Regions from separate parts of the Homo sapiens genome. Here regions 1, 2, 3 and 4 are each linked to region 5. The links are chromatin loops, found by intact Hi-C in ENCODE. Cell type or tissue: IMR-90. All regions are shown on one strand. Region 1 has its middle 120 kb from the start of MIR2054. Region 2 has its middle 240 kb from the start of MIR2054. Region 3 has its middle 230 kb from the start of MIR2054. Region 4 has its middle 220 kb from the start of MIR2054. Region 5 holds the start of FAT4 (FAT atypical cadherin 4).

Region 1 (4,000 bases), 310 kb after region 5:
GCTGAGCTCTTGATACAGAACCATCCCACAAGGAGACCAGGTAACTCCTTACATGTTAAATTAATGAGACTGCCTTCTAACCTGAAGGAGACAGCAATATAAATTCACTGGAGTTTACGTCTACTCTAGATATAAATTTCTGTCCCTGTTTGCAATGATCCTGCCAGCATTACCATTTAACAATTTGGAAAAAACCTGATTTATTTATAGATGATAGATAACTCATAATATCCCCTGAGTGGAGGGGGGGGTTAATAGTGAAATAGGTGCATCATTAGCTGCATGACCAAAGACCAACTAGAGTGCTATAGAGGATACATTTTATTAAAGGGTCCCATGATAATTTAGACTTTGTATGCCGCAAGGTCATGTCACACCTACAAATTCTGCAGTAAGATTGGAAAAGCAGCCACAGACAATACATAAATGAATCATAGTATATGTGCTGCAAGAAAACTATTTACAAAAATAGGTGGTGGACCAGATTTGGCCCTTTGCTGTAGTTCACTGATCTTTGAGCTTCAGCATCATCTTAGGAATAGCATTCTTTCATTGGTGTGTTGTCCTTTAGGATATGGCATATGAACAAAACCAGAACTACGAATCTAATAGTATCACCCAGGAACCAAGTGGTGAAAATATAACTGATGCTTCTCACCTTCATTCAAGCAATTTACTTGTGGAGTTCATGCTTCCAACACACTGCTGAATTTAAGGTGATCGTTCTTAAGGTGGTGAATGCTTCCAAAAGGACACAGTAATGGTTCCATTGAACTGAAGCTATGGTTATCATTTCTATTGAACTGAAACTATGGAAATCTGGTTCTTTGGACTCATCATGTTGGTGAACTAGCAGGCAAAGAACACAGTTACTGTATTGGCAGGGATAATTAAACCTGATTATCATAAGGAGCAATGGTTTCTGCTAGGTAATAGAGGCGCTGCAGTATATACAGTACTTTCTTCCATTCCCTGTGAAAACACTGGACAGGCAATTTTTAGCAATTATGGCTTGATCAGGAGAAGGTAATTAAGAGCTCAGACTTTACTGGCATGAAAGTCTGGGTCATGCACAGGAATGCAACCTGAATCTCCATAAGTTCTAAGGAAAGCATTATCTAGAATGAATATTAGAGAAAGGAAATTATAAATATCAATTGTGGCCATATAAATAATTATAGTTGCAGGAACAAAAACTTGTTACAAAAACCTTCATGTATTATGTAACTTGGAAAGATTATAGACTGATATTACTATAAATATGCAGCAATAAGAAAAAGTTAATTTAGAGCATAAATGGATTTGATTGATGCAAAGAGTGGACTATAACAGACGCTTTTGTTTATTCTGAGTATCACCTCTGATTTTAGCTATGATGGTGGTGGATAGTTCTGTATGAGTATTGATAACTTCCTGCCAAATTGACTTAAAGAGCATGTTACATGGCTACATTTTTGGCCTGCATTGCCTTTAAAAGAAGAGAGGGGATTGAAGATTATTATAGATAATTGATAGGAAAGGATAATAAATGAAAGGAAAAATAAGATGTGGAAGAAAACTGTCAAAGTAAAAATGGTGACTAAAGTATTAGAGGAAAGAAATTGTGCTGTGGTTAATGGAGCACAGTTTTCCCATAACCATGCTATGTCTCTTGTAGCAAGTACAAGTATTTTCTCATCTCCATGCTACACCTCTTCTAGCAAGTACATCTCCCAAATGCCCTTAGGGATGGAGTTCTGGTTATGAATTACTCACACTTGTGCCAAGATTGGCAGGTGAAAGTCAGACATAGGCCATCTGTGACAGGTCATGGCAATGACAGGACTCTGTGGCTGCCTGGCCCATGTGGCTGGTGTTGTCACCAGCATCATTGGGGATGAGGTGCAGTTGTGGTCATAGAGATATCGGGGATACCAGGAGCATTGACTTGACCACTGAATTGTAGAATTGTAGATGTGCACTGTGGCCTTTAATTCAATAGTTCAATGTCACTCCAGCTTCTGATTCTCTGGAATCGTTTAATGTATTTGTATGCTTGTATTTAAGGTATTTGTATACTTTATATATCACTACATCTATCTTGAGTGGGTGTGTCTTTTGTCTGCTACATCTTGGCTGCTTCAAGGAGAGGATGCCATCCTACTGGCTTGTTTAATTTCCCTTTAAGTAGTCATGTCTCAACTTTCCCACTGAAACTGGGGCACCCCTTTTACAATTGAAGACAATATTTCTCAATAATGTAATACAATTGTTTCTTGGAGAAGACTTCTGTTAATGCTGAATTCTACAACACCGCAGCTTCCTTATATTGTAACTTTCCTTGTCTTATTTAAACACAATTAAATACAAAGCCCAATTTAGGTAAAAGAAAAACAATTGTATCTCAGGCATCAAGTCATCTCCTGGTTTGGTGATATGCCAGACTTAAGCACTCATCTGCCAATTATTCATCTCTCTGTGTGCCACAGCTAATGCATTTGCCAAACATTCCAGGTGTCAATTGCTTTACTTATGCTTTGTTGGAAAGGATAAAAAGAAACTCCCTAGGAAATATTGCCAATTAAGAAGAATAGCTTTTTTAATGGGGATGTATTATTTTCTCCTTAAATTCCATTAGGTACTTAGCTTTCAGATTTTCACATGTTTTACAGATTTGCAGATGATTTTCCAGTTTGGCATGTTTATAGTTGGCCGTATTTAAATATATGCATAAGAAAATGTATTTATTGGACAGATCAATCTTGGTTTCTGCTATATCCTTACTGTTCTCTGGGAAACTCCTCCATTTCCATTACTAGTTGAGCAAAGCTGCAGGCATGGCCCTGTTCTGTACCTCATAAACCACCCCCAAAACCACATGTAGTAGTAGGTTCACAGCGGGCCGATGACCCAATGACAGGTAACCTACAAGATGGTAGGATCTATAAAACTGGTATTTAAAAATCTTCCCCAACAAGGATCATAATGTTTACCTTGGCCTATCAGATACTCTTTCTTGGGAATTTGAACGGTTACCAGTTTACTAGTACTTGGAAAAATAAGAAAACCTACAACCTGAAGTGGAGAAAGCTGAAGATTTACACATTTTCAATTATTTTTTAACAAGTATGTGATTTGAAAATGGCTATTAAAACCATCTAAACAATACAGATTTCAACTGGGATAGATACTAAATATAATAGACATTTTAAAAATGTCATTTTATCTGAAACAGGCCTAGGACATGGCTTTTGTATTCAGGATTTCAAAAACCTCTAATAATTCAGTTCACAATATTTACAGCTCATTTTAAATCGCTACAATTTATTGGCACAAGATCTGAAATCCATATCCTGAATCCATCATACTGTCTTAATTATTCCACTAGATGGTGCATAATAATATAACATTTTTCATATGTGTAAAATTTACTAATTAGAAATTGTATTTGTGTGCAAATATTAGATATAGCTTGCATATATTTATCTAAGATAAAATGCCTAGACAGATGCACGAGAAATTAAGCCTGTATTGGCATTGTTTTGGGCTGTACCACGTCTTCATGTAATACCCATATTCTTAGTATATTGCAGGATATACATCCTGTATAGCTCACACTGCAATTAATTACAGGCTATGACATAATTATCATTCGAATGAAATAAACTTTATTAAAATATATACTGTATGTCTCTCTGGAAAGTTTGCCTATTCATCTAAGCATGCATAACAAAGGGTTTTGTGGAAGCAACAGGATCCCAGATTAGGCTGCCAGATCAGTTTAATCAACTCTGGAAGGAAATGGAGTGACAGTTGTCCAAACCAGATCACACTTATATTCTCATCAAGTCAGTTAATCCTGTTCAACCAACTGTTATTTTGGAAGAGTAAAAAGGATCCTACCTTCTGGCATCTTGCAATATGGTTTGGAAAACAAAAACATATATAATCTGAAAGAGGCTATGATAAAAATTCAAATAGAATTACAGACAAATTGCAAAGAAAGAACAAAGGAAAGAAA
Region 2 (4,000 bases), 440 kb after region 5:
TTTCTCTTTTCTTTTTTCCTTTCTTTCTTTCTTTTCTTTCTTTTCTTTCCTTCCTTCATTTTTGTCACTCAGCATTGATTTCCTCTTCATAACAATTCTAGAAATTTCCTGTGGAGTAATATCCGTCACTCATTTTCAATCATTTGATTGGGGTAGAGTTCACCAGATGCACAGTAGTTGGTTCAATTGTGGGCACATTTAAATTAAACTATTTTGCAGTAACGATGGTACAGGCCAGTTCCAACATTTGAGAAACCACAGCTGTGAAACAGAATAAGAAAACCCAAGTTCAAGGCACATTACTTGAGCCTTGAACCAAACCATACCTGAAGTCAGATTGTCCCTGGATGCTTTGAGTTTGTGAAACTGAATTCCTTTTTTATGCTTACATTAATTTAGTTCAACTTTTCTTTCACTTCCATCTGAATTGTTCCTACTGTAAGTCATTTGTCTTTTTGTTTATGAGTGTGTCACTCATTAGATGATAAACTCTTTGATAGCAGAGGCCATTTCTACCTGGCTCTTCTTTTTCAAGACCCAGGACAAGATAAAGTCTACAGCAAATTTTCAATAAGTAACAGAATAATCTCATTTTGTTTTGCTTGATGTAATAGTAATAAAATGAACACAATGCACTTAATTCTACTGTTTAGTCATTTGCCGGAGTAACATTTATACATTTATGATTATAGTCAATGGAATGATCCCTCATCTTTAGCCAAATTGTCTGTAAAAACTTCAGAAGAATTTGAAATCTTGGAAGCAGTCTATAGGCATACCACCCTGAACATGCCAGATCTCATCCCAAATTATGGAAGCAAAGTTGTGAGTTCGTGTGTATGTAAAAGAGAAATAATTTGTTTCTTTTCCATTTAAATATTAAATATGAGTAAGATTCAACACATATAAAGTGAGTCAGCCTGTTGTGTGAAGGATTAGGCTGGAGTGCCTGTGCCTGTCTCATTACCAACTGCTCTGTACACTCCAGGGAGTTGAACAGTGGTGGAGTGCAGTTGGAGGGAATTCCAACAAAAGAAAAGGAAAGATTATTTGGCATTTTGTTTCACAAATTGGTCTGAAAGGATTAAATTAAATTTTTGCTGATTTACTGTTAACTCACACCTTCTGCCATGTGCAAACTAAGGAAGATTTAGAGATCTTCTTTAGTAAAATCCCTTGTCATATGTGGCTTTCATTGTCAAATAATTCAGCTAAATGCAGGTGGAATGCAGGGACTGAGTCAATTGTTGAGGTCTTGTGAACATATAAGAGAAGAAAGGGAGAGTCTTTAGAGCCATCTATCAGAAACTTACTGGTTTGCAGACCACTGGAGAGTGGGTGCTCTCTGTCTGCTGCAGGATTTTGTTTGGCCTAGTCCCTTCTCAGGATGTTCTGCTGGCATCTGCCGCTGACATCTGGGGCTGATGAACATAAAATATAATTTTTCTCGACTCAGTCAGTGGTTCTGTCCTGACTCAGTTCTTGCTGTGTTGCCCATTCTCTGCCACTTTCTCCATCGGGATCCTTGGCCTAATCACTCCACTCTCTGTAGCCACATGGGAACCAGGAGAAACTTGGCAGATCGTTCCGGACCCTATTTATCTGTGGTCATTTTACTCCATTTCCAGTGTTACTGCTCCACCCAATGGACACACAAGGTCCTTTGCTCCAGTCTCTTCCAAGCGTCCCAAATGGAGAAGTGGACAAGAGCTCCTTGTCCTCAGCCTCCTTATCAAACTAAGTGACACCTCCCCTCCTCAATGCCAAACCCAGAAAAGAGAAATGAGACATATCTGAAAGCTTCCCTGCCTGGTATTTTCTCTATACTCCCCTAGGACTTGGAGTGTCCGCTTATTTCTTCCTGTCAGCCTAGAATTTCCCTCTGTCATCTAGTTCATAGAGCTGAAATTATGATTGGTAATTTCTTCTTCAGAAATGCTTCACATTCAAGTCTAATGACTTGTTGAAAAATCATATTTGTATTATCTTAATCTGAATATTGGTATTTGATTTTCCTCTTGCACTCGTACTCTAACTTTAATTAATTTGAAGTAGACAAGTACCTGGGGCTGACTAAGGAGAAGGTAATATTATTAAAATGCAAATGATAGCAGCCCTTTAAAACTTTGTTCAAATATGATTTCTATTACATGCACCAAACTACTGATTCCTTTCTATTTAAATTTATTATATTTATGATAGCATATCAACTATGTAAGAACTCAATACCCAAACCATATTACATGACCCTAGTTCAAGCCATTTTGTTTCTATTAATTTCTATCAGTTAAAGTATTACCCTTTGTCAAACAAGAAAAACACATATTTTGATACTCTATGAAAATAATCTTTTGCTATAGCTTGTATAACAATAAAAAGCAAGGACAGGCATGGTGGTTCACTCCTGTAATCCTAGCACTTTGGGAAGCTGAGATGGGCAGATTACCTGAGCCTAGGAGTTTGAGACCAGCCTAAGCAACATGGCAAAATCTCATCTCTACAAAAAAATCCAAAAATTAGCCCGGCATGGTGGCACATGCCTGTAGTCTCAGCTACTTAGGAGTCTGAGGTGGAAGGATCACTTGAGCCCAGTAGGTTGTAGTGAGCTGAGCGATCGAGCCATTGCACTCCAGCCTGGGTGAATGAGACCCCTATCTCAAAAAAACAAAAAACAAAAAACAAAAAATGATGGTTCTTAAATTGCTTGTGACATTGAGTAGAATTTTTAATGAGTATATAATATTTTAAGTTAAAATAATTGAAATGCTAAGTGTAATATATTTAAGTGCCATTCAAATTAGTGATCAATTTACATTTATTAATGTAAGTAGTGGGTGAGCATTCTTTCTCCCAATCTCTCCTTCCTTCTTTCATTCTTTTCTTTTTTTTGTCTTTCTCTCTCCCTTTTTTCTTTCTTGATCCATTTTATTCTTTCTCCAGGGATTCCAGCATTTGTCCCAGCATGTTTTATGCAGAAAGAAGTGATCAAGGAAAGTGTCCAAGACATGGTAAGCCAAATGTAGAATGAGGCAGTCATAGTGAGAGGATTGTCCACTCTGTTATGCATGATTGAGAGTCATATTTATTCCTAAACTACATTCTTTTATTATTACTGTTAACTTTTCTCTGAAGTCCACATTATTTAAAATTTACTTACATGCTTTTCTTTCACAGTTAAATGCTCTTGCACTTAAGTTCCTGAAATAAAGCACTGCCTCCTTAAACAGAAATACTAATTTATTATAAATATGCATATTAAATCCTGAAAAAAGTATAGAATTCCGGTTACCATTAAAATAAAGGAGATAACTTGCCTGGCCATATGAAAATCTCTTGTCCAGAGGGCAGTAGCAAGGTCATAGCTATTTCATATTTTCTTATTGATATTACATACATCTTCTTTGAAGATGTTATCCATTGTATAAAATTTCATTTCCATGTGTTTAAATTTTTTCCTTAATACATTTAATATAATTAATAAAGTTTAAACGAATATGTTTAATTTTTATAGGTCACGTTTTTTCTGAATTGAATTCTCTTTCTTTATAATGGTATTAAAATTTGATGAAATAAAACTGGTACAAAAATTGTGATACTAATCAATAGGTTCTCATAAGTTCTTGAACAACTGGAGATGAAAAATGTCATGTTTAAAAATGAAGAGTCAAAAACGACAAAAATATGGAAAACCTTGGGATTTTAATTTGTATTTTATTAAAGTTTAGATGACATTAATAACTTGAAATAGTTGGTTTTATAATTATATATATGCTATCTACAACCTAACTATTCATAATGAATGCATGTATTTTACATATTTAATAATCTAAGATAAAATGTAGTAGTAATGACTGAAGTGTTCTTTATAACTAATAATGTAACACATTTTCTTTTTGTAGAGGAAGCAGTGAGATAGGAAGAAAATAAAATCAATAAATCAAAAATGGTAAAACAAATAATGCCAAAATGAAATCAAATATAGAATTTTCACACTGCTGTA
Region 3 (4,000 bases), 430 kb after region 5:
ACAGTTTCTTGCTTTACTGCCTTCCCCTGCCTGCCTCCATATCATGAAAAGAAGTACAACTTTCTCTTCCTGTTAGTCTAGCTGCTTAAAAATAACACATTCCAGCAAGGAGGGAGGGAGATTACAAGCAACAGGACATATGAGACTTGCCAAGGGGCCAGCATTTCCTGGCTCACAATTGCAGGAAAGGCTTTGCTCCGTTATCAATGGGACCTGGATGCTTTGATAGGCAATTGTTTTAAAAGCTGAACAACATTTGCAGTTGAAATATTGTGTGTGTGATACAAGTCTTGTGTGGAGGAAATATAGCACCAGATGGATCGGACAATAGTCTTGTCTGATGTTTTGTTCTTTTTACTGGTAATAAAATTAAAAACTCAAGAAATGGCCGTATGCAACTTTGCTTTTAATAAAGTCTCTGTTGTTTTAGAAAAGAATGGTGTAACTGTCATGAACAATACAGATTTCCTTTTCAATAATTGTTGATTTTAAAATGTACTGAGTTAAAATAGAAATTGACCAGAAACAATAGAATGGTTGTGACACCATGATCATTTTGAGTAAGGACATTCCTTATGAAGCACATTGACTCCATCATCTCCAGCTAGATTAGAAAAAAAGATTGACTACTTAGAAATATACTCCCCCTTTAAATAAAATAGAACCATGACATCCAAACAATTCCTGCTATTTAAAGAATATCTTGACTAAGAGTGTTTTGTTCTTGATTCTGGCTCCTAGGGAAGTTATATAAATAAATAAATATATATATTTATATATGTTATATTTACATTATATAGATAGTTATATAGAGAATGTAAATTATTAAATTTTATTTTTATTAAATATATGTATACACATATATGTTCTCCCTTTCCCATAAAATTCATTAGTTGTGAGGCTCTTTCTGGAGTATGGATCAGGAAAATAAACTGTAGGTGTATGGTAAATAGTAGGTGCTAAATAAGTATCCATGGCTTCCACCTCCTCTCCATTGTTGTTGATTATACTGAGAATTCTGATAGTGAAATTGCTTCATGAATCAGTATATATAATGTATACTAGCAGAAAGTGACATTATGATATCCCAAAATAAAGCAAATCATCCTGTAGAAGCTAGTGTTTGAGAAAGTCTGTCTATATTTTTTGTTTTGGAAATTTGATCCGGTGTATGTATAAATCTCCTTTTGCCCAAATCTTTCAGAACATCCTGAATTCTGAAGATCCTACTTAAGTAGCAAAACTTCACATTTATAATATGCTTAAGTAAATGTATAGAAAATCATTCTATAGTCCTGCCATAATTCTTCTTTGATATATCCTGGAGCCCTTAGAGGTTAAACGTGGTAGGTAGAATCATGAGGGTAGTTTAAAGAACCTTATTTCCAGGGAGAAACATACTATCTGACATACAAAAGAAGAAAAAATATTTTATAATCAAGTCGAAGAAGTTAAAATTAAAAAGAGAATCAAGCAAAGTATTTAAAAAATTGACAATATTTATAAAATAGAATTAGATTCAGACTTAATATTTACTTTTATTTTAATACTGACTCCTGATGGAACTTAAAAACAGCTGGCTTTGTTGATCTAATGGTTCCATGTAAGGCTACATAGGCACAGTCAGAATCATTAAAGTTCCATTCTCATCAGATTTATGCTTGAGAAAACAGTATTCTCTTATAGTAATTTATTGTAGACACTTCTTTGTTTGGCTTAGATATATTACTAAAATGACAGAAAAGGATGAAATGAAATAGTACAGCAATTACACAGTTTAAAACTTTTCATTAATAGAGAAGGATTGAACTGCATCTTTCATTACCACCATCTGTGTTGTATATAGCATTTTAAGATTAATAACCAGGCGGGGTTTTGTTTGTTTCTTTGTTTATAGGGAATTCAGACCAAGATAGGTTTTCTCATTTCTGAAGAACATTGTTTAAAAAAGGACAATTATCTTTCTTGCACTGCAGGGACATTCTCAAGGCCTTCCCCAGACTATCCCTTCCCCAATAAACCTACACTGGTGCCTCAGCACTGACATATTTTTATTCAAAATAAAGAATACATTATCGTTTTACCTAACCTAGTAAAAGATCTTTTTTTCTTTAGTGATGGCCTGTTTTCATCTTCTCGAATGCCAACTACAACATTGGTTTAAATTTCAATACCTAAATAAGACTCAGGGTGGAGAAAAGATGTCATCTGTGGTTTCCCAGCAATAATTTAATATTCTAAATTGCATCTCCTCCTAGTGGTCTCATAGAGTAAATACAGTTTCCAGTGTGGGTGGATCACTTGATTCGATTCAATTCAATTCAATTCAATTCACTTTTGTTCAATTCAGTTTCACAAGTATTCATTGAATACTTTGGAACAGATGATCACTCTTTGAGATGCAGATTGAAAAGTACAAGGAACTCCTATCATTACCTCAAATAAATTAATATTATGAGCCAATGATTTTAATAACCAGTTGTGGCACTTTTATTTAGTTCTTTTGATCTTTTAAATTAAGTAGTAATACAGCAGTGGCTCACGCCTCTAATCTCACCACTCTGGGAGGCTGAGGTGGGCAGCTCGCTTGAGCTCATGAGTTCGAGACCAGAGTGGGCAACATGGCGAAACCCCATCTCTACTAGAAATACGACAATTCTCCGGGCATGGTGGCATGTGCCTGTAATCCCAGCTACTTGGGAGGCTGAGGTAGGAGGATGGCTTGAACCTAGAAGGCAGAGGTTGCAGTGAGCTGAGATCATGTTTCTGCATGCTGCACTCCTGCGTGGGCAGTAGAGCCAGACCTTGTCTCAAAAAAAAAAGTAATACAATTCTGCATTTCAATACTAATAGTTACAGAAACTCTCCTGTGCAAAGATGGCAATACTGCTGAAACTAAACCAATGTTTGGCAGATAGAATCACTGTGCTAAGGTATCAAAGTCTAAATTCAGAGTGTTTTGGGGGTGATTGAATGTAGTGAAAAGCATGGTGCAATGAAAGGCTTCTAGGAAGGCACAATGTTGGACCGGAAACACATTAGTTTTTTGACTGGGAGAGGGAATACTGCTTTCTAGTGCTGACTTTGCTACAATTGCGAGATCTCAGATAGTTACCCAAACACCTCAGTCAGTCTCCTCAATCAAAAAGTGACGGGAAAGACCAAGTTCTCCCTAGGGTTCCTTCTTGTACTGGATTTATACAATTCTGGTTTTTAAATTTCTACAGGATAATACCCAACTTGTTGTCAAACAGTGACGGGCTTCAAATTGTCTTTTGATTGCTATATGATTTAATAGGACTAGAATCCCATTCCTTAGTGATTTTTCCATTATAGAAATCTCTTTCAGTTTTTAGTATGATTTTTCAAATGCAAAGTAAAATAATGTACAATACAGATTAATAGTGATATATGAAATAAATGTATAGTAGATAAAAACCAGCATATCTGCTTACCTCTCAATTATTAATTTAAACAGCAATAATTACTTAAAATAGTCACTAATAAATTAATATAAGCACTTAAATGGTACTTTGTTAAATTATTAGCAAATGCAAATTTATGTAACTCTCTAAACAACTTGTCCGAGTTAAGTATTATTTTTTATTTCTCTTTTATAAAAACAGAAAATGAAGTAACTTTCTCAAGGTCTGAAAGTGAATAAATAAACAAAGCTAGAATTTGAAGTAAAGAAGTGTCACTACAGAGTTCATGTTCTTAATACCTACAACTTACTGCCTGGATGCAATGCTTCTAGCCCAATGGCCATGTCTGCCAATGTTACCTTCCATCACCTCCACCCCAGTGTATCCCTGACCCCAAACTGACCAATCAATCTCTCTTTCAGGAAATTGGAATAAAAGCTCATAGCTACATGTGCTTGCAGTCAGATTAGATTAATGGCAGACCCCAGAGGACAAACACTCAAAAATAAGTCATAAGGGATCTTGTTCAAGTCTTTCTGGGGCATAGTACTTGAGATTGTTCTCCAAGTCTATGA
Region 4 (4,000 bases), 420 kb after region 5:
AGCAGATACTCACAACACTTCGACTCACTGCAATAGCAACAAGATGTGGCTACAAAATTATTACAGTAGTACAGTATGTATTGCAGTTAATTTTATGTGGTTTTGATTTAATACTGGATCTTTACATTTGTTTACATTTCTCTGGACTGTGAATGAGGTCATGTATTGTCAATAAGTGTGTGTATAAATTTTGATAAATTTTAACTTTTGTAATAGATTTGTGCGTATTTTATGGTAGTAAAGGATAAAATAGAATAATATCTACATATATTTTACTCATTCATGACATATCTAACTTTTTATTTTTTTAGTTATTTCTAGGCTATGAGGTTTATCTGTGAGTTTTTTCAAATTTTCTCAAGTCTCCTGAAAATTTTCTAATATATTTGTTGAAAAAGATCTGTGTATAAATGGTCCTGCGCCATGAAAATCCCTGTTATTCAAGGGTCAACTGTATTTTGAAGAAAACCTTAGTGTTAATATAACAGATCTCTAAAGGGGCAATGATAAAATGTGTTAAATAAAGTAAAAGGGAAGATTGGACATTAAAATAGTAATTGGAATTAAACCCATCTTCAATGTACTGAGAACTGTGGCTCAGAAAACACCGGAAGTCACAATCTTTGGAAAAGAATAGACGGAAAAACCTTAACAAGTTATTTCTTATGGCATAGGTAGCCTTTTGCCCAAATCATAAGGCAGAGGAATGTTCTCCTGGGAGCCCACTTAGGGAGCGAGAAAAAGACAGAGCTGAGAATCAGGCTGGGACAGATACGAAGATAATACTGTACTTGGGGTTTATACCTCAAAAACATGTAGGGAGGAATAAAGGCAGCCAGAAACCAGAATTTAGTGCAACACTGGGAAACTGAAAGCAACAGGAGTGGAGTCATGGGATTTCTGTATAAGCAGAGACAGCCAGCTACAACTTAGTTTTACAGTATAGTAAGTGAATAGGTAAAGCCAAGGAGACAACAAAGCAGTGGAATGGAAACAGTAGCAGCAAAATTCCTTGAATTAGAAAAAGAACTCAAATCTAAAGGAAGTCTTAAAAACATTTTCAAGAATTACCTTTTTAGAGTTATTTCTCTCAGAATATGATCACCTTGGCAGTAACAAGCTTGGAATCCCCAAAAAGGATGAATAAAAAGCACCTGAGTACATAAATGCATAAATATGAAACAAAAGGAAAATAGGCAGAGGTCAGATTTCTATTGTAAAATATTAACCTATAATTGAATCTTAATATTTGTCTATTTATAGGTAGCTTGGGTGAAATTATACAAGTCACTTTGTGTAGGGAAGAGCTAGCATTTACTAGGAGAAAAAAAACACTTCATTTTACGTTTGCAATTTCATTTAAACTTTGGAAGAATGCTGATTCTGCATCTAAATCGCAGGACTATTAAACAGCTTTCCTAAGGCCTCATATCTATGTGAGTCAGTCTTGAATCTTACTTCCACTTCCCTGGCTGACTCCTCTCCAGGGCACTCCTTCCCATCACAAGTTGACTTTGGGTCTGGACACAGCATTGTTGCAACAAGAATGTAAACTAGAGCAACTGCTGTGCTTTGAATCCTGACTCAGCCACTCATGCCTCTCTAGGACTTGAGGCATGTTAGTTACTTTTCCTGCATGTCAGTTTCTGCATCTGTAGAGTGGGATGACAGAACCTGCCTCACAGTCACAGAGGGAGGATGAAATGAGATAGTGAAAGTCCAGCACTTCTTTGGAGCTCGCAGGACTACCATATCTTAAAGTTCCCATTAAATAACTGGACAGGGGCAAAGCTGCAGCACAGTATTACAAGCACATAGTAAGCACTCAATGTGAAGTTACTGTGATTCAAACAAAGCAAAATGGATATTTTTGACAATATTTATTGGCTACATATGACATTATTATAGCTCCTTCTACAAAAAAATGCAAGAAATCTTTGCATCCCACCAAAAAATAGCTAAAATGGGAATTTCTTATCATTATAATTCTTCATTTCAACTTTGTTTAATTATATCCTAGACAACAAGGGATTTAGTTTATTTTCTTTAGCTATTCTAGTAAAAGCTTCACATACAAATGTTCAGTTTCATTCACAGCTAATATTTTTTTCAATAAATAACATAATACTTCTTTTACAAAATACAGTTAGAATCTATATTTGTCTGGCTTATCATAAGTAGTCACAATTCTTGCTCCACATTCATTGAAGTTAATACAAAAACTTGTCAGAAAACCAACAATCTAACCACAGTAAGTTATGTAGATTTTAAAGTCATGTAGATTTTACCAAATATTTCAACCCCCCTTAACATAAACTTTTATAAAATACATTCCGGGCTGAGCATAGTGGCTCATGCCTATAATCCCAACACTTTGGGAGACTGAGGAGGGCAGATAACTTGAGCCCAGGAGTTCGAGATCAGCCTGGGCAACATAGGGAGACCCTGTCTCTACAAATATACAAAAATTAGTCAGGCATGGTGGTGCGTGACTGTAGTCACAGGTATTTGGGAGGCTGAGGTGGGAAGAATGCCAGCACCCAGGAAGTTGAGGTTGCAGTGAGCTTTGATTCACGCCACTGCATTCCAGTCCAGCCAGGGCAAGGAGAGTGAGACTGTTTCCAACACACACACACACACACACACACACACACACACACACACACACACACTCTTAAATTCTTTTAGTTTTACCCCTTTAAGATCTCCCTGCAACTGCAACCTCTTTCTTCTGTCTTCCCCACACAGTCACATCCAATCCTTCCTATTTTGCACAGATTCTCTCCTTAGTTTAAATTACCTACTCAGGAAAACAAACTCAAAAATTAGCTAATTTTTAACGAAAGCCACTGAGAAAACAGCTCAACTGAAAGAAAGAGCTGAGTCCCTTGTTTCTTAAACGTTGCCTTCCTGTTCTCACCCTGAGAGAGGTCATCTACCCCAGTGAAATCTTTGTCAGAAATAGTTTCAATGCTTGAGAGATACTTGAAGCTACCTATTTGTACGTTTTGACCACTCTGTGCCCTTTCTCTCTACCTGAGTGTTCCTCTAGACTAAAGTAGTCTCAGAGTGGGGCTAGCAGGCCCTCCATGATGTCTATGCAACCCTCTGTCCCTGACCTACCAGCAGCCAGCACAGACTGAGGCAACAGTATTCAAATAGGATGAAAAGATGTTCATAGCTTATTTGAATGTTAAGTGTCTTTCTTTATGCAGTTGCTTTGTTGTTTATGTTGTCATAGAATAAATAGTATGGTGGTTTATTTTTGTTTCTTTTGAAAAGTGCATAGTTGATTTAATGTATATTCATGTTTCATAATGTATTCTCTGATATGTCTCTCTATACATGTATTCTCTAGTCTCTCTCTATATATTCTCTCTCTCTCTCTCCATATATATATATATGCCCTTCTGGCACATGTGGAGGTTACTTTATGATCTTGGTATAGGGGAGATGTTACAATGTCATGTTTCTTAAGGCTTTGATGCTGTCTCATTATTTTTACCTAGACAATATATACTCTTTTCCAGAAACATATGCAAATGCAGGCTTCTTTATGAACCCTTCCTTTCCCTTCCTGAGACAAGTTAATCAGCCTCTTCTGAATTGCTTCTATTGTTTGCTCCTCAAAGGCATTCCATATTGTTCTAATATAAATTTTCTTCTCCCTGACTCTTACAGAGGTATTCCTGTTGCATAGAAAACTACTTGCCATATAGAACATGAAGTATTTATGTTAATTGAATATATTGAAGCCAGTGAGGCAGATTACTGGTTTGATTTTTCAGATATTAATTTTGATAAGCAGTGGTTTTGCAGTTGGTTTTTAACCAGATAAACAAAAATGTATTTAATGCAGATGGGCACAAGTGAACAACACTCATGATTGGATTTGCAAAACAAAAATCTCTATGTGCACTTTTTTTGAAATCAAGGCAAACCAAAGGATTTTTTATAAATATTGTTATTCTACTAGAAATTACATCACTTTTCCCCTATT
Region 5 (4,000 bases):
AACACATAGAAACAAAAAGATACACATTTCACTCAGAATGTTTGCCTCTGGGGATGAGGTAAGGAGAGTGAAGAACAATAAGGAAGTACAGTAGAGTACAGGAAGGTAGAGTAAAGTGAGCAAAAGAGAGTCCAGCGTAAAATAATAGTATAAGGTGTAAATTAAGGGGGAAAGTGAGGGGAGAGGAGTGGAAGGGAGGACAGAAGAGCCTAGAGGAGGGAAGGGGAGAGAAGGGTGTAAAGAAGAAGGAATTGGAAGGAAAGAGAAAAAAAAGGAGAGGGAGAGAGGAAAGGAGAGGAAATGAGGGGAAGAAAGGGAGGAAAAGGGAGAGGAAGAGAAGGGAGTACAAGGGATGGAGAAGGAAGGGAAGGGAAGAGGAGAAGAAAGGAGAAGAGGGGAGGAAAGCAGGAAGTTGAGAGAATACCCTTTCCTGGAATAATGTTGCTAATGCCTTACGAATTGAGGAATATAATTAACCTAGCCTTTGCCACCTGGAGTCTAAAACATGACAAAAACATAATTTCATACATTTAATTAAATAATGATGGCAAATGTGTATAGATCATAACAAATTGTTACAGAGCTATTTGTTTTAACGTATGTTCTAAGGTTCAAATGAGGTATTCTCTGGTTTCTTTCATATTTGGACATAAAAATATGTCCCCCACAGTCTATTAACATCGGGGAATATCTTCCTCTTCAGAACTTTATTAAAAGCTTTGACTAAACAACACTTCTCACACAAGCCTTTGGTAGAAAAGCACAGATAAACTTAACTTTTTTTTTTTGAAAGGCAATTAATTAAAGAAAATGTACAATGAGAAATGATTCTTACACTAACTGTTTATTAATGTGTTCCATTATAATATCTACCTAGTAATGTATTCCATGGCTTTTTTGCATATTTCATGCATACAATGATCTCTATATGTCTTTACTTTCTTTCATTTACTTTTGGAGAGGGATCCATATTATTTATCATGCATGATTTACTTTTTGGGAGGGCATCCATTTTTTAACATGCATGATATTACAGGTTGAAATGCAAAAGAGAAAAGTAACAACAAAATACCTTTGTCTTTTATTAAAACCATGCTCTATATCTTACCTTAAATTGTGTACCTATCTATACATAGATTGTAAATTCATGTATAGGTTTTATCTATAAATGAATATGTTACTTTAAAGTAGTCATCATGCGAAAAGTTTCTACTTGTTAAAATAACCACACTATTGGCTAAATAATTTTCGATAATCCTCTTTTGAAATTGTCCAAAAAATTTTTATGTACTCTATCTCTCTATATATTTTCTGTATTAGTTTATTTTGCCATATCTTGTTTTGTAAAACTAAAATGTATACATATTGCACTGATTGAATACTTTCCATTTCACAGAATGAATGATCTTCACCTGTTTCCCAAATTAAATTCACTCATATATAATGCAAATGTAATACTATTGACACTAAATCTGAAGATTATCCCACAGGCAAAAAAAAACAAGCAAACCAACAAAAGTCCATGATCTCCTACAACAAGTATCTGAATGATTTCTTTCTGTTTATTTCTCTATAAATACTTGAATAATAGTGCATTAGGAAACAAAATAAAACAAAACAGTAATATTCTCTTAAAATCACACAGACATGATTTGTAAAAATTTGTAAAAATTTGTTTGCCACTTTAGTTAATCTACAAATATTTTTTGGCTAAATTATACCAAAAATAATGGTGTTAGGATTGTAACTTAAGAAAAATACGATTTTTGAAAAACAGGCTTAAATGTCTCTAAAAAGTCTAGAGTCTAATGTTTTCAAGTTTTAAAATACATAAATGGTTAAATTTAACTTTTTTGTCTGTTTCCAGTTAACTCATTACATTACAGTAGAGGAATATGTAGAAGTTAGCTTTTTAACCTAAACAGAGGAATTGGTGATAGCTTTAGAAATCATGTTTCCATAAATCAGTTTTGAGTTACAGGCTGCCTGCATCATCAAGACTTGAATTTGCTGTCTGTCCTACTATTCTTGATTTTTTTTTTTTTACTCTAAATAAGAAAGGCACTAGGAAAGTCTTAGAGATCGTTTTCTTTGCTGCTATCCCTAGGCAAGAAGCAGGAATTAGCCTTGTAATCCGATCCTTTTAGTCTCTGCATTTAATTTTAAGCAAGAAACCAGGAGACTAAAGATGTAAGACTGACGTAGAACAGCAGAGGGCAGTATTTACTCATGACTGAACCCTCTCTGGGCGCAGAAAGTTTTACGTTTGTGAGGGATCCTTGTGGCAGAAATGTATGACATATGCCCTGTATTTGCATTGTTTGGCTTGAATTCTTATTTTCTAGGTTGGTTCCCTTAAAGGGGAAAAATATCGATCTGATTCCTAGTAACGTTTTTCTTCTTTTAAAGAAACGATGCATGCCACCACAAAAATTAACTGCAGTGAATAGTGGGTGAGTTGATCTGAGTGCATTAAGTGGCATGTGGGTATTTTTAAAAACTTAAGCTTAAATATTATTTTATTTATTTCTACTTTCTCGTATCTATTTCTCCCAGACTGAAAAGCAAAATAAAACTTTATTAGGTTTCCTTTGACTAAAAAATGTGGAGGTGGAAATACTCCATCAGGGATCAAAATTCCAAACTAACTTTGCAACAGGAAAAGATCTCCCTCTTTTCAAAGGGCTGCCATTATTATTGTTGTTGAAACCCTAAGGTTTGGGCTACTGGCACCTGGAATCCAGTTGGGAAAGAAAACAAAACAAACACTGAGTTCCCCTGGCCTTTCCTATAGTAGGAAGTCCAAAGTGCCCTTGCTACGGAGGCCTCCTGCCCCCTAGTCACCTGGAAGGTGGGGGAGAGGGGCAAGTGAGTGAAGATTTAGAGTTTAGCTCGCCCTAGACAGCAGGGAGCCCACTGTGTAGAAAGAGGAGCAAAGGGGAGGATTTGATTTGGATTCTGTGGGATCACACTGTATGGCAGCTCTATCCCTTGCATAAAGAGAGAAGGGGCAGGAAATGGTTAAAGCAAATCTGCACTGTGCATTCCCAGACAGGCTTTGCTTAATCCTTCCTCCCCGCTTTAACAGACCCTCACCCCCCGCCTTTCTTTTATTTCTCTCGACCCCCTTACCCCTGAGTTATTACTAGCATAACAACCTAACGGTCTTCCCCCAGACCCTGCCACTAAAGTTATTTATCTGCAAACCTGACCCCACCCCCATCTATTCTGCGGCAGCCTTTTGCTGTTATTGCTCTGACGCCGGCCAAGATTTGGCCGAAAAGGAAAAAAAAAAAAAAAAAAGAAAAGAAAAAAAATCACCCCCCTTTTTAGCGCCTCCGCCTCGCTGTGCTCCCACACCAGACCGCCTACAGCCCTCCGGGAGGCTGAAGTGATTAGCATCCCGAGAAGCCAGTCGGAGGCCGGGCAAGGCGGAGGGCGCTCGCGGTAGGAGTGCCGGTCGGGGCTGCTTCAGCTCCGGCCCAATGGGGCTGGGGCGAGGGAGGGGCAGAAGGTGACAGGACTGGGAGCTAGGGGGAGTCCAGGCGAACTAAAGTGCGGGGATCAATGAGTGTCGAGCAAAGTTTCTGAGTGCTGCTCCAGCTCGCGGTCTTCCCTCCCCCTCTGTTTGTGTTTCGGCGACGCGCTGTGTGTGTGTGTGTGCGTGTGTATGTGTGTGTGTGTGCATGCCTGTGCGGCGGGGAAGGGGCGGGGAGAGTGTGAGGGACCAGGCGGGAGGTGGAGAAGGGCTCGCGGAGCCCTAGCTCCACCGCAGTCCAACCTTCGGCCCCGGCCGGCGAGAGGGAGAGCGCTGACAGGCGCCGTCCGGAGCTGCGGAGGGCGTCACTACAGCCCAGCGCCGACTTCGCCGCCTCCGCTGCCAACTGTGAAGGAGAGAGAGGCATCAACCACCCCCCGCCCCAAACAAAAAGCCTTGTGGATTACAAAGTGAAACTGACACGGGACAATAAAAGCAGAGATAGCGAGGGCAGGGGCGAGG

What was found. Peaks named below come from ENCODE experiments on the same cell type or tissue, not always from the same donor. Only the 100,000 strongest peaks of a DNase experiment are listed, where the experiment ranks them.
Region 1: a loop joins it to region 5, with 2.3 times the contacts of the local background. A loop is called at or near these places in 5 of 110 quality-filtered maps.
Region 2: it touches region 5 in a loop (6-fold over the local background); 79 of 110 quality-filtered maps call a loop at or near these places.
Region 3: it touches region 5 in a loop (7-fold over the local background); 86 of 110 quality-filtered maps call a loop at or near these places.
Region 4: a loop joins it to region 5, with 4 times the contacts of the local background. A loop is called at or near these places in 10 of 110 quality-filtered maps.

What each region holds. Positions count from the first base shown.
Region 1 is chr4:125,623,371-125,627,370 of GRCh38, forward strand. No RefSeq gene overlaps it. Among named protein-coding and RNA genes, the nearest start is that of MIR2054, 120 kb to the left of the region's middle. In IMR-90, no CTCF peak of the experiment used is centred here; no DNase peak of the experiment used is centred here.
Region 2 is chr4:125,749,659-125,753,658 of GRCh38, forward strand. No RefSeq gene overlaps it. Among named protein-coding and RNA genes, the nearest start is that of MIR2054, 240 kb to the left of the region's middle. In IMR-90, a CTCF peak has its summit at 1,659; no DNase peak of the experiment used is centred here.
Region 3 is chr4:125,739,798-125,743,797 of GRCh38, forward strand. No RefSeq gene overlaps it. Among named protein-coding and RNA genes, the nearest start is that of MIR2054, 230 kb to the left of the region's middle. RefSeq lists a silencer at 17-311. In IMR-90, a CTCF peak has its summit at 2,258 (motif pointing left); no DNase peak of the experiment used is centred here; H3K27ac peaks cover 211 bases.
Region 4 is chr4:125,727,255-125,731,254 of GRCh38, forward strand. No RefSeq gene overlaps it. Among named protein-coding and RNA genes, the nearest start is that of MIR2054, 220 kb to the left of the region's middle. In IMR-90, no CTCF peak of the experiment used is centred here; DNase peaks (open chromatin) are centred at 1,527 and 2,547; H3K4me3 peaks cover 181 bases; H3K27ac peaks cover 410 bases.
Region 5 is chr4:125,311,408-125,315,407 of GRCh38, forward strand. FAT4 (FAT atypical cadherin 4) reads left to right here and starts at 3,548. Exons shown (of 18, transcript NM_001291303.3): 1 at 3,548-4,000. In IMR-90, a CTCF peak has its summit at 2,221 (motif pointing right); DNase peaks (open chromatin) are centred at 2,214 and 3,514; H3K4me3 peaks cover 1,046 bases; H3K27ac peaks cover 1,092 bases.